2 separate regions of the Homo sapiens genome follow, and region 2 is linked to region 1. The links are chromatin contacts, found by Hi-C or POLR2A ChIA-PET in ENCODE. All regions are on one chromosome and are shown on one strand. The core of a region is the stretch at or near the end of the contact, and the rest is flanking DNA. Distances in the headings are between cores, read along the strand shown. Region 1 overlaps EPC1 (enhancer of polycomb 1). Region 2 overlaps EPC1-AS1 (EPC1 antisense RNA 1).

Evidence for each region. A loop is a pair of places that touch in the nucleus more often than their neighbours do. ChIA-PET counts read pairs that join two places held with the same protein, here RNA polymerase II (POLR2A). Pooled maps may share reads with other maps.
Region 2: a map of PC-3 shows a loop between it and region 1 (4-fold over the local background). The contact joins two enhancer-like sites. A Hi-C loop is called at or near these places in 2 of 168 maps with a recorded cell type or tissue (PC-3 and astrocyte of the cerebellum), 16 of 37 single-sample maps with no recorded cell type and 10 of 50 pooled maps. POLR2A ChIA-PET finds 5 or more read pairs at or near these places in 13 of 52 experiments (A549, CD4-positive, alpha-beta T cell, OCI-LY7 and 8 more).

What each region holds. Positions count from the first base shown.
Region 1 is chr10:32,314,873-32,320,368 of GRCh38, forward strand. All of the region lies in intron 1 of EPC1 (enhancer of polycomb 1), which reads right to left. Among named protein-coding and RNA genes, the nearest start is that of EPC1, 30 kb to the right of the region's middle. RefSeq lists an enhancer at 2,947-3,006. Within about 2 kb of position 3,824, at least 9 of the 41 ENCODE cell types and tissues checked have a DNase peak (open chromatin) inside an H3K27ac peak, as active enhancers do.
Region 2 is chr10:32,365,037-32,369,984 of GRCh38, forward strand. The region is part of intron 1 of EPC1-AS1 (EPC1 antisense RNA 1); the gene reads left to right. It also overlaps a transcript of EPC1 not described here. Among named protein-coding and RNA genes, the nearest start is that of EPC1-AS1, 20 kb to the left of the region's middle. Within about 2 kb of position 2,980, at least 6 of the 41 ENCODE cell types and tissues checked have a DNase peak (open chromatin) inside an H3K27ac peak, as active enhancers do.

The DNA of each region.
Region 1 (5,496 bases), core at 2,574-5,073:
GCTCTCACCCCACCATTGGAAATTCCCACTTGATCTTCAAAGTCGGGTTCAAAATGATCTTTTCTCTACTTCTCCTAGGAAGAATTTCTCTCTCATCTGTGATTCTGCAATACTAAATTTTATACTTAGGGCATTGTGCTATCACTATTTATGTTTACATACTGATCTCCAAAATGTGAGCTCTTTAAGAGTAGAGACGATGTCTAATTTGCCTTTGCATCTTTTCCTTCAAAAGATGTATTCTCATGTACTATTTGGGGACTGTAAATCTTTTAAGGTTGAGGACTAAATAATATTGTCTTTGTAATGGACTCATTGCCTGGTATAATATTTTGGCTTACTGTAGGCGCTCAGTATTTTATAAAATACCATTGTCAAAAGATGAAAAGGATCAACCTAAATAAAACACATGAAAAAAGACATTTCTACTTGCTCTATAATAAATTATAATAAACATTACCAATCTAAAAAGAGCTATTCAAGGTTATATTATGCAGATTCCTAAACAAAGATTAAATTATATTCATTTATTCATTAAATTTTTATTTAAGCAAATAATGATCATACCACTTAGACATAACAATTAAGGCTACCTTTAGACCTTTTTGGTTACTGAATTAAAAACAGCTTATTAAAAGCAACAATATCATACAAAATTCCATATGTGTAAATAAGTGATGACTAATTATGTAAGAAGCTACTTAAGAAGTTTAAATCCCTGAATATTTATGCATGTAGAGGGAGACTCCATTGCTAGTTGAACAAAAGGCCTGAGCTGAATTATTTTCTCTACTACTTTCAAATGACATTTCTAAGAACCCAAACAAGTAACTCTATGGAGGAACACTGCTCCAGCAAATACCACCTAGTTTTTCTACATCCAAACGCCCAACTCTTCCCTGACTCGTTATAATCGCCTCTAACTGGTTCCCTGCCTGCACCTTCATCTGTTCTTCATGGAACAGTGAAAGCAATCCTGTTAATATACAAGTCAGGTCATGTCATTCTTCCATTCAAAATCTTACACTTATTTCCCATCTCACTCAAAATAAATCCCAAAGTCCTTAAAATTGCTTCCAAGGTCCAACATGATTTGCACTCCCCTTTCCTTGTTACCTCTCTGGTACTGTTAACTATTCCCCTTTTCACTCACTCTGCTATAGTCATACTGGATTCCTTACTGTTTGTCAATCTTGTAAGAATCAGCCTGCTCCCTCACCTCAAGTTTTTGTTTCAATGTCATCTTCCCAGACTGATCAGATCATTCCTTACCAGTTATCCCACTATATGCCCAGCAGAATGGCTAAAATAGAAAAGGCTAACAACATCACATGATGGGGAGGATATGGAATAACTAGAACTCTCATACATGGTTAGTGAGGAAAGGCCGATAGATACTGTAAGACCAAACACACACAATCCATAGCCCGGCAAGTCTGCTCCTAAGAATTTACTCAAGAGAAAGGAAAACACAAGTCCACAGAAAGACGTGAGTAAGAATGTTCAAAGAGCTTTATTCATAATGGGCCCAAACTGGAAGCCACTCAAATGTCCACCAAAATAGGACAGATGAACAAACTGTGGTAAAGCCATACAGCAGACTACTACTCAGCAATAAAAAGGAATAAACTATTTATACATGCAACAACATGGGTAAATCTCAAAAACACCATAGGGAGTAAAAATAGCTTCGCACAAAGTACATCAATGAAGTTCTCAACTGGCAAAAATAATCTATGACAGAAAAAAATATCATAACAGTAGTTCCCTCTGGGAAGTGGAGGCAGGGACCGAGAAGGGGAATGAAAGAGTTTTCTGGAATGATGGTAATGTTCTCTATCTTGATGGGGGGCTGAGTTATGTAAATATATGAATATGACAAAATTTAGCCAATATCCACTATTTGTGAATCTCACTGCATGTCAATTTTGACTCAAATGAAAGCAACAGTAAACAAATAGTGAACTCTAATGAATGATATGCATACTGAAGTATTTAGGAAAACATGCACTCATGTGTAATTTACTTTAAATGCCTTTAAAAAATAAGATGAATGGAGAGATGAATACATGGGTGATAAAATAAATAATAACATGGAAGAATCTAGCTAGTGGTATATTATGGGTAAATTCTCATTGTAAATTGTTAAAACTTTTACTGAATGTTTGAAAATGTTCACTGTAAAATCTTGCTGAACCCCAGAACACTGTGTTCCCCAACTCTGTTTTATTTTTCCCTAGCACTTGTGACTTCCTTATAGACCACTTGACAGTTTCTTCTCACCAGAATATAAGATCCTTGAAGGTAGGAGTGAGATTTTTTTGCTTTGCTTTATCCCAGGTCTACAATCACGCCTAAAGCATGTAAGTATCCAATAAATACTTATTTAATAAATAAATGAGCCAATGAATTATACCAGTTATTTAAGGTCCACAAACTATTACCATTTGGAATAGATTTCATAAAGAAACAAAGATAACATTTCATAAAAGCAAAGAAAAAATTAAACCTGTAATCCCAGCACTTTGGGATGCTGAGGCAGGTGGATCACTTGAGGTCAGGAGTTCGAGATCAGCCTGACCAACATAGGGAAACCCTGTCTCTACTAAAAATAAAAAAATTAGCCGGGTGTGGTGGCACATGGCTGTAATCCCAACTACTTGGGAGGCTGAGGAAGGAGACTTGCTTGAGCCTGGGAGGTGGAGGTTGTAGTGAGCCAAGATCGTGCCACTGCACTCCAGCCTGGGTGACAGAGCAAGACTCTGTCTCAAAAAAAGAAAAGAAAAAATTAAAATGAACACATTTTACTTTTGTATCTGAAATACTTGTGGTAATAGTTTAAGGACAGATAGTATCTGGCAAGGAAAAGAGCAATTTAATATCTATTATATTTCACAAGAAATAAATGATACAAGGTTATTACTCTCTACCTATCCTCTTGCTTAAAGCTCAGTAATCAATTTCTAGAATACAAAAAGGAAGACCTTTACAGATAAAATAGTCCAGTTCTGTTATTTCTCTTCAGTGTGAAACATTTGCCAATTTACTACTTTCCTTATAAAATCAACAGGATGTAAAGTCAAGTGACTGAGTAGCACAATAACAGGTGGCCCAGACATGAAGTTTCATTCTGATTCTGTCCTCTCATGTCCTTATTTGTACCCCTAGCATCCGTTTAGGCTTAGGTCGTTTATGCTGTACATATTAAGAGCCTACATGCCCAGTGTGATGTGTGACAATGTAAGCGGGAAGGGAATAAAATTAGAGTCTCTTTCTACGCTTAGAAAAGCCGCAATCTAATTGAATCATTTCCCCAAAATTAAATTTTAAAAGGCTCTCCCAAACTGTTATTTTTTGTTGTAATCTTTATGCTGATGATTTCTATGCCTCCAAAACAGCCCCGAGAGCAGTAAAATACAGATACAAATGTGTCTGTTTTTTTCTAAAATGCCCTACAGCAGCAGCAATGAACTAATTTAAATCTGTCTAAAAGTGCTTATATAATCAATAACACAAACTAAATCTGTCCCACTGCTTAGTCCTTAGCCCTTGTATATACGCACCCTTGCAATTTCATCCAGTATCATGGCTTCAACTACCATTTGGATGCTGGTGATTATTCTAAATCTTAACTTCTAGCTCAGAATTCTGAACTCTAGACATGTATATAAAGACCTTACTATATGTTCCACAGACATCTCTCACATAACATCGACACCCCTGCTCCATGACTCTCCAAATCTGTTCCTCCTCCTGACCTACGTCAGCAAGTTTCACTGTCATCTATCCAGTCACCCAAGTCAGAAGCCTCAATGTTTCCAGCTCCCTTTTGCTTCTTATTTCCCCATTTCCAAATCAGGCACAGATTTCTCATTGGTTTTATGACTAGAAATTACTCAATACTCTCCATCCCACGGCCACAGTTCGTGCAGCAAGTGGCCTTCTAACCTCTAGTATTACATTACTCTCCACTGGTCTTTCTAAGAGTTTGACCAAGTCAACTCTCACACTTCATCTTTGGGTCTTTATTTGCCTCCCTGGTGAAATTCAAACTTGCCTTGGGAAACAGGTCCTCATGACCTAGCTCTAGCTAATTCCTCCAGTTCAACACCTGACCACTTTCTCCCCTGAATTTCCTAATCCACCTAGAATAAGCATCTAATAGAACTTTCTAGTAACATCTATATGTACTGTTCCCTGCCTCTAACTCCATCTATAACTCTTCTCCCTTCTTTATAATTCTACTAGGATGTCTACCCCGCTTTTGGAAAGTCTTCCACAATGATTATGTAATACTATGGTAACATAAAAAACAGGCAGAAGTGACTTAAAAATGCCTATCTCCATAAAGATTCAACTGAAGTCTTTACAAAGTTGAAAACTGAGCAAGTCAGAATCTGGAAAAAAATTCTTGATAGAGATTCCATGACCCCTGAACAACCTGCCTCACACATACTGGAAGTGGCAGAAGATAAGAAAGTAACAAGAAGGATGTAGATTCCCCACAGATTGCTTATTTGTTGTAAGGGAAATATAGTAACTATACTGTGGAGAAACTGGACCATACTTTCACCAGATGGTGAAAATTACCATTACCAGTGAGGTGCAGATGCATCTGTGTGCCTCCAGATGTGATGTCATGGGGACACGATATCCCTTATGTGACATTTCAGCTGGAAATGCAAAACTTCAATATGAGAAAACATCAGACAAACCTAAAATGGGGTCACTCTATTAAAAAAAGTCAAAACTGTATTCTTCAAAAATGTCTACGTCATAAAAGATGAAAACATCTATGAAAAGATGTATATTTTTTTCTTTGAGACAGAGTCTTGCTCTGTCACCTGGGCTGGAAGTGCAGTGGCGCAATCTCGGCTCACTGCAACCCCCACCTCCTGGGTTCAAGCGACTCTCCTGCCTCAGCTCCCGAGTAGTTGGGGTTTACAGGCGCATACCACCAAACCTGGCTAATTTTTTTGTATTTTTAGTAGAGACAGAGTTTCACCATTTTGGCCAGGCTGGTCTCGAACTCCTGACCTCAGGTTATCTGCCCACCTTGGCCTCCCAAAGTGCTGGGATTACAGGTGTGAGCCACCGTGCCCAGCCGACATCCATGAAACTATTTAGGGGTAAAGTGCCACGATGTAGGCAACTTAAATGGTTTGGGAAAAACATATGTGTGTACATATGAGAAAGAGAATAAAGCAAATAGGGCAAAGTGTTAACACGTCTGGGTAAAGGGTAGAGAATGCTCTATGTACTTACTACTCCCCTTCTTGCAACTTTTCTGTAAGTAAAATTACTTCCAAATAATGGTTGTTTTTTTTTTTTAAATAAAGCTAAGAGCAAAAGGACTTTTTTTTTAAAAAGTACAATCTGTACAAGAGATTCAAGTACTGCTTCCAGAACTGTTACCAAGTACCTGCATAATCCTTACAAGTCAGTGAAAGTCTCTTTCTTAAATTCCCTTTCTTAATTTCTTAATTTCTCTATTTA
Region 2 (4,948 bases), core at 1,730-4,229, 49 kb after region 1:
AGCACTAAGAGAAGTATAAGAGAAAAAGTTCTGGAAGACATGCCCTAGGGAACGTAACTTCAATCCCTGAGTCAGAGAGGTTATGGCCTATTAGTTAGTAATTGGTGACACTTGACGCTTAAACAAAATGGTCTTACAGGATGGTTAGTAGAAGTAACTCTGCCTTAAGTGTGCTCAAATGTGATTTGAGGAATCAGTGTTGTTTATAAATGTCACTAAAACTAGATAACAAGGACTCAGAATTAATATGAAAAGATGCAAACTTTAGCATAAAGGCTAAAGCAGATCAAAATAACCATCTAGTAATAAAAGATCTGCAATTAGTCTGATAGTTTCACTAGAAAGTGAGGAGAATTTCTATGTAAGAAAATAATTAGCACAGTCTTATTTAGGCACTGAGAAAAATACCAACAACAACAACAAGAACAATAACAGTCGCACTCTAACCACTTTCACAATTTGAAACATATGATGGAAATATGAAGAGTACATTTAGGCCGGGGACGTGGTTCATGCATGTAATCCTAGCACTTTGGGAGGCTGAGGCAGGTGAATCATTTGAGGTCAGGAGTTCCAGACCAGCCTGGCCAACATGGTGAAACCCCTGTCTCTACTAAAATTCAAAAAAGAAAAAACTGGCTGGGCATAGTGGTGCACCTGTAATCTCTGCTATTTGGGGGGCCGAGGCAGGAGAATCGCTTGAACCCGGGAGGCAGAGGTTGCACTGAGCCGAGATCACGCCACTGCACTCCAACCTGGGCAACAGAGAGAGCTCCGTCTCACAAAAAAAAAAAAAAAAAAAAAAAAAAAAAAAAGGACAGGTGCAATGGCTCAAACATGTAATCCCAGCGCTTTGGGGGGCCGAGATGGGTGGATCACCTGAGGTCAGGAGTTCGAGACCAGCCTGGCCAACATGGTGAAACCCCGTCTCTACTAAAAATACACAATTAACATGGCATGGTGGCGCGTGCCTGTAATCCCAGCTACTTGGGAGGCTGAGGCAGGAGAATCGCTTGAACCCGGGAAGAGGAGGTTGCAGTGAGCCGAGACCATGCCACAGCACTCCAGCCTGGGCAACAAAAGCGAAACTCAGGCTAAAAACAACAACAACAACGACCACGAGTACTTTTAAATCTACATTACAAAACATGTTTATGTTTCATATGATGCTTTAATAAGTTTTCCTAACCTTGTTTTGTTTATTGGGCCCCACCTCTGTGCAAAAGCATTGTACTATAAGCCAGGGGAAATATAAAAGAAAATGTTGCTCTTGCCGTTAGTGAACTTACTTCCTATAAACACAAGCAGGCACACCCTGCTTGTAAACTCTAGTTTGAAAGGTAACATTTTAAATAACTTGATATCTTTATATGCCCAGATTTACAAATGATTAAAATAAAAAAATAGGTAATTTTTCATGAAGTTACCTTACAGAGTACTTTATTTTCAATTATGATATTGAAGAATGAAGTTTAATGCTAACCAGCTTAAGCCCCAAATTTATTCATTGTTTCAGATTTTCCTTATTAAAATTGGAAATCAGTATTCAATAATCATAAGAATAGTCTGCCATCAATTTTTTTTGGCCATTTATAGTGATAAATATGAGGTATTATATCAATACATGTAAAGAGGTATATATAAAAAAGCAAAATGACAGAACAAAAAGCAGCACACAGAGTGCAACCCACACAGTGATCACAGCCTTCAAAACGTGTGACAGGCATTGAAAGAATCATGAAGGAACACAGACAGAGAGGTTTCTCCTTAAGTGTGAGGGTATGAAGCAGTGTGCTACCATCTTCCTCACAAGTTGGATGGAGAGATTGCAGGTGAGTATAATGTAGCCTTTGCCATGGCAAATTCCAGAGCTAAAAAAAAATCTACGTGGAAATTTCCAGTTTTCCACTCTTAACATCACTAACCATCCAAACTATGTACGTATGTATGTATGTATGTATGTATTTTTAATTTTTTGAGAAAGAGTCTTGCTCTGTTGTCCAGGCTTGAGTGCAGTGGCACAATCTTGGCTCACTGCAACCTCCAGCTGCTGGGTTCAAGCGATTCTCCTGCCTCAGCCTCCTGAATAGCTGGGATTACAGGCGCCAGCCACCACACCTGGCTAATTTTTGTATTTTTAGTAGAGGTATTGCCATGTTGGCCAGGCTGGTCTCGAACTCCTGACCTCAAGTGATCTGCCCACCTCGGCCTCCCAAAGTGCTGGGATTACTGGCATAAGCCACCACACCCAGCCTTTCGCTATTCTTATTAATGTAAAGACTGGCATGAGCCACCGTCCCCGGCCCCAAACTTTTTTAAAACAATAGCTGAAGAAACTTTTAAAAAGGCTAGTAAGAGATGAATTTCACTAGAAAAATCTGATTAAATGTAATGTAGATAATTTTGAATTTTAGACATAAAGAAAAAATTTTAATTTAAAAGTCCAGAAAATTTCATAATCATAACAACTCAAAATTTAAAATTCCATATATTGGCATATAAAATAACATGTATATTAAACTTTCAATTCTTTTTAAATGATATATTTTTTCAAGTTTCCCCACTTTTTCACTAGGGAAACTTGTGAATACAGTATAGCTGAACAAATGTATTTTTAAAAATGCAAAATCGTAAAGTCATATAAAGGTGTGTTTTCCAATTGAAATGTACACATTTGTATTGAATTCTGAGTTTGTATTTATTTGAAAGGAAATAATAAGCAGACAACTGCCTGTTTCTATCCTCTCAAATAAACAGCAGTGCCATTCTGCTGTTAGCCAGCCTAACACAGTGCAATTGTTATTTTTCTTTCGTCTTTTCTCTGTCATTTTCTGTTCATTTTTGGGAGAAGAATGCTAAGTTACTAATATAAGTAGCCTTATAAATGTAAACTCATAATTGTCAGGAAATGTTACATAAGCGAATGTCTTCTGCGTCTTTCAACTTTTTGGTGCCCTTATGCTGCCCCCTGCTGTCCAGTGTCCACACTTACTGAAAATTGTCCCAAACTTCCAACCTTTTCTACTTCTCTTTACTCCGCCATCAAAACTTACCTGGCAAGAGACCCAGACTGTTGGAGTTTCCCTCCACAATGCCAATGGGTTAACAGACAAATAAAAGAAAGAAGTAGTTCTCTCTTTATTTATCCCTTCATCATTTTCTGGCAATTGACGCAAGCATTTGAACTGGTGCTCTGTGGGCAATGCCTGATTTCTAGGTTCCCCAGCTTGGGATTCCAAACCCTCCCTGTGTTAGTCCAAGCTACTCTCATGGACCTGTCTCTCCCAGTGTCTAACCTCTGCACATCATAGCCTACTCTCTATCCGCACTGGCTTCTAGCTGTGTTTCCCACAGCCACGTGTGTTCTTCCATCTTTGCCTGTGCCCACACTGCTTTCTCTACCTGGAAGGTCTTCTCTCAATCTTTATCTGCTGAAAGTTTACCCATCCTTCAAGGTTCCAGTCAAAACTACCTTTTCCTTTATGGCTCAGGGAAGTGTTTTTTTTGTTTGTTTTGTTTTGGTTTGGTTTTTTAATGTAGTAGAAATTCAATAAAGATTTATTTAATGAAAGAAAAGCAGATAATAAACCTTATACTCTATGTGACTCATTGACTTAACAGAGTACTTGGAGAAGATAATGACCTATTCCAGGCAGCATCTTTAATACTGCAAAATCCATACACCTGAATGCGGTAATCTTTTAAATTCGCGTCGCACTGTGTAAGGCCTATTTTGATCTCTGAAATCAGGTTTGTCTAAGAAATACAGAACTTAGAGTACATCTTGAGTACTTATGGCAAGTCTAGCGCTATTCAAGGCACTTTAGATGCACAAACTCATTGTGTTCTCTCAACAGCCATGTGAGATTAAGTAATATTACTTTGTTTGATAGAAGAAGAAACTGAGGGTCTGGACAATTGGTAGTAAAGGGCAAAGTTAGGAACTCTGAACAGATCAGACAAAGCCGTGTACTTCAAGTGTTCTCCTAATGTCTGCAATAGAAATGTGGATGGAGAGGCTTCTGGTCAGCTATTCTGGAAGCTAAAAAACCTTGTCAATAGAATAACATTGGAAATTGTGACCACATAGCCAGACAAAGCCATGAGAGAAATTCAGTCAGTCAAGGATCAGAAATATCTGGAAGAGTTGATTGTTCTACGAGACAATGTGAAAGAATATGACATTCTGCCAAATTCAAAGGTATTTAGATTTAGATATAAAAGACAGCTACATATTCTAAAAGGTTAGGAAGTGCAAAATCCAGGTATTTTTCAATTGATGTAGCCATAGATTCTAACATGACTTGAAAATAAGAAATGATACGACTCAATATCTAAGACAAGTAGGCCTTCAGAATACCTTTTTTTAAAATAAAAAATACAGTAAATATAAATAAGGCTCAGTACACCCCATCAGTGTCTCAAACAAGGATCTAGTTGTGTTCCAACCAAAACCACTGTTCGTCAAAAAATTTGAACAAGCTAAGAAGGCAGACCAAAAAATTTACTTGGGAAGACAACACCCCAAATTGTTTGGGTAGGTCATAACGGTTCTTTTAACAGGTAAGCATATTTTAACTCCAGAAAGATTTAGAATGTGCTGTCGAAAGTACTGCATTTTTTTGTAGTGTAAGTAATTGCACTATTTAAGAACACTTGACCTAATGGAGTAAGAGGTCAGCCTATTAGACTTTTAAGCAGAATTCTTACTAAGTTTATGTGTATTATTGAAACATTAGAGCAAACTTAAGAGTTACCATGTTTAGAAGTTAAATTATTAGATCTGTAAGATTTTAGCTTCTTGAAAATGTTACAAAGTACTAAAGAAGGCAATTATATGTACTAAATTTATAAATTCAGTGTAAAAAGTTGGGAGGTGTTTAATTAAGTCATGCTACAGATAAGACCAGATATTATTTAAAGGATCATGATTTCTAAAATTTGCAAG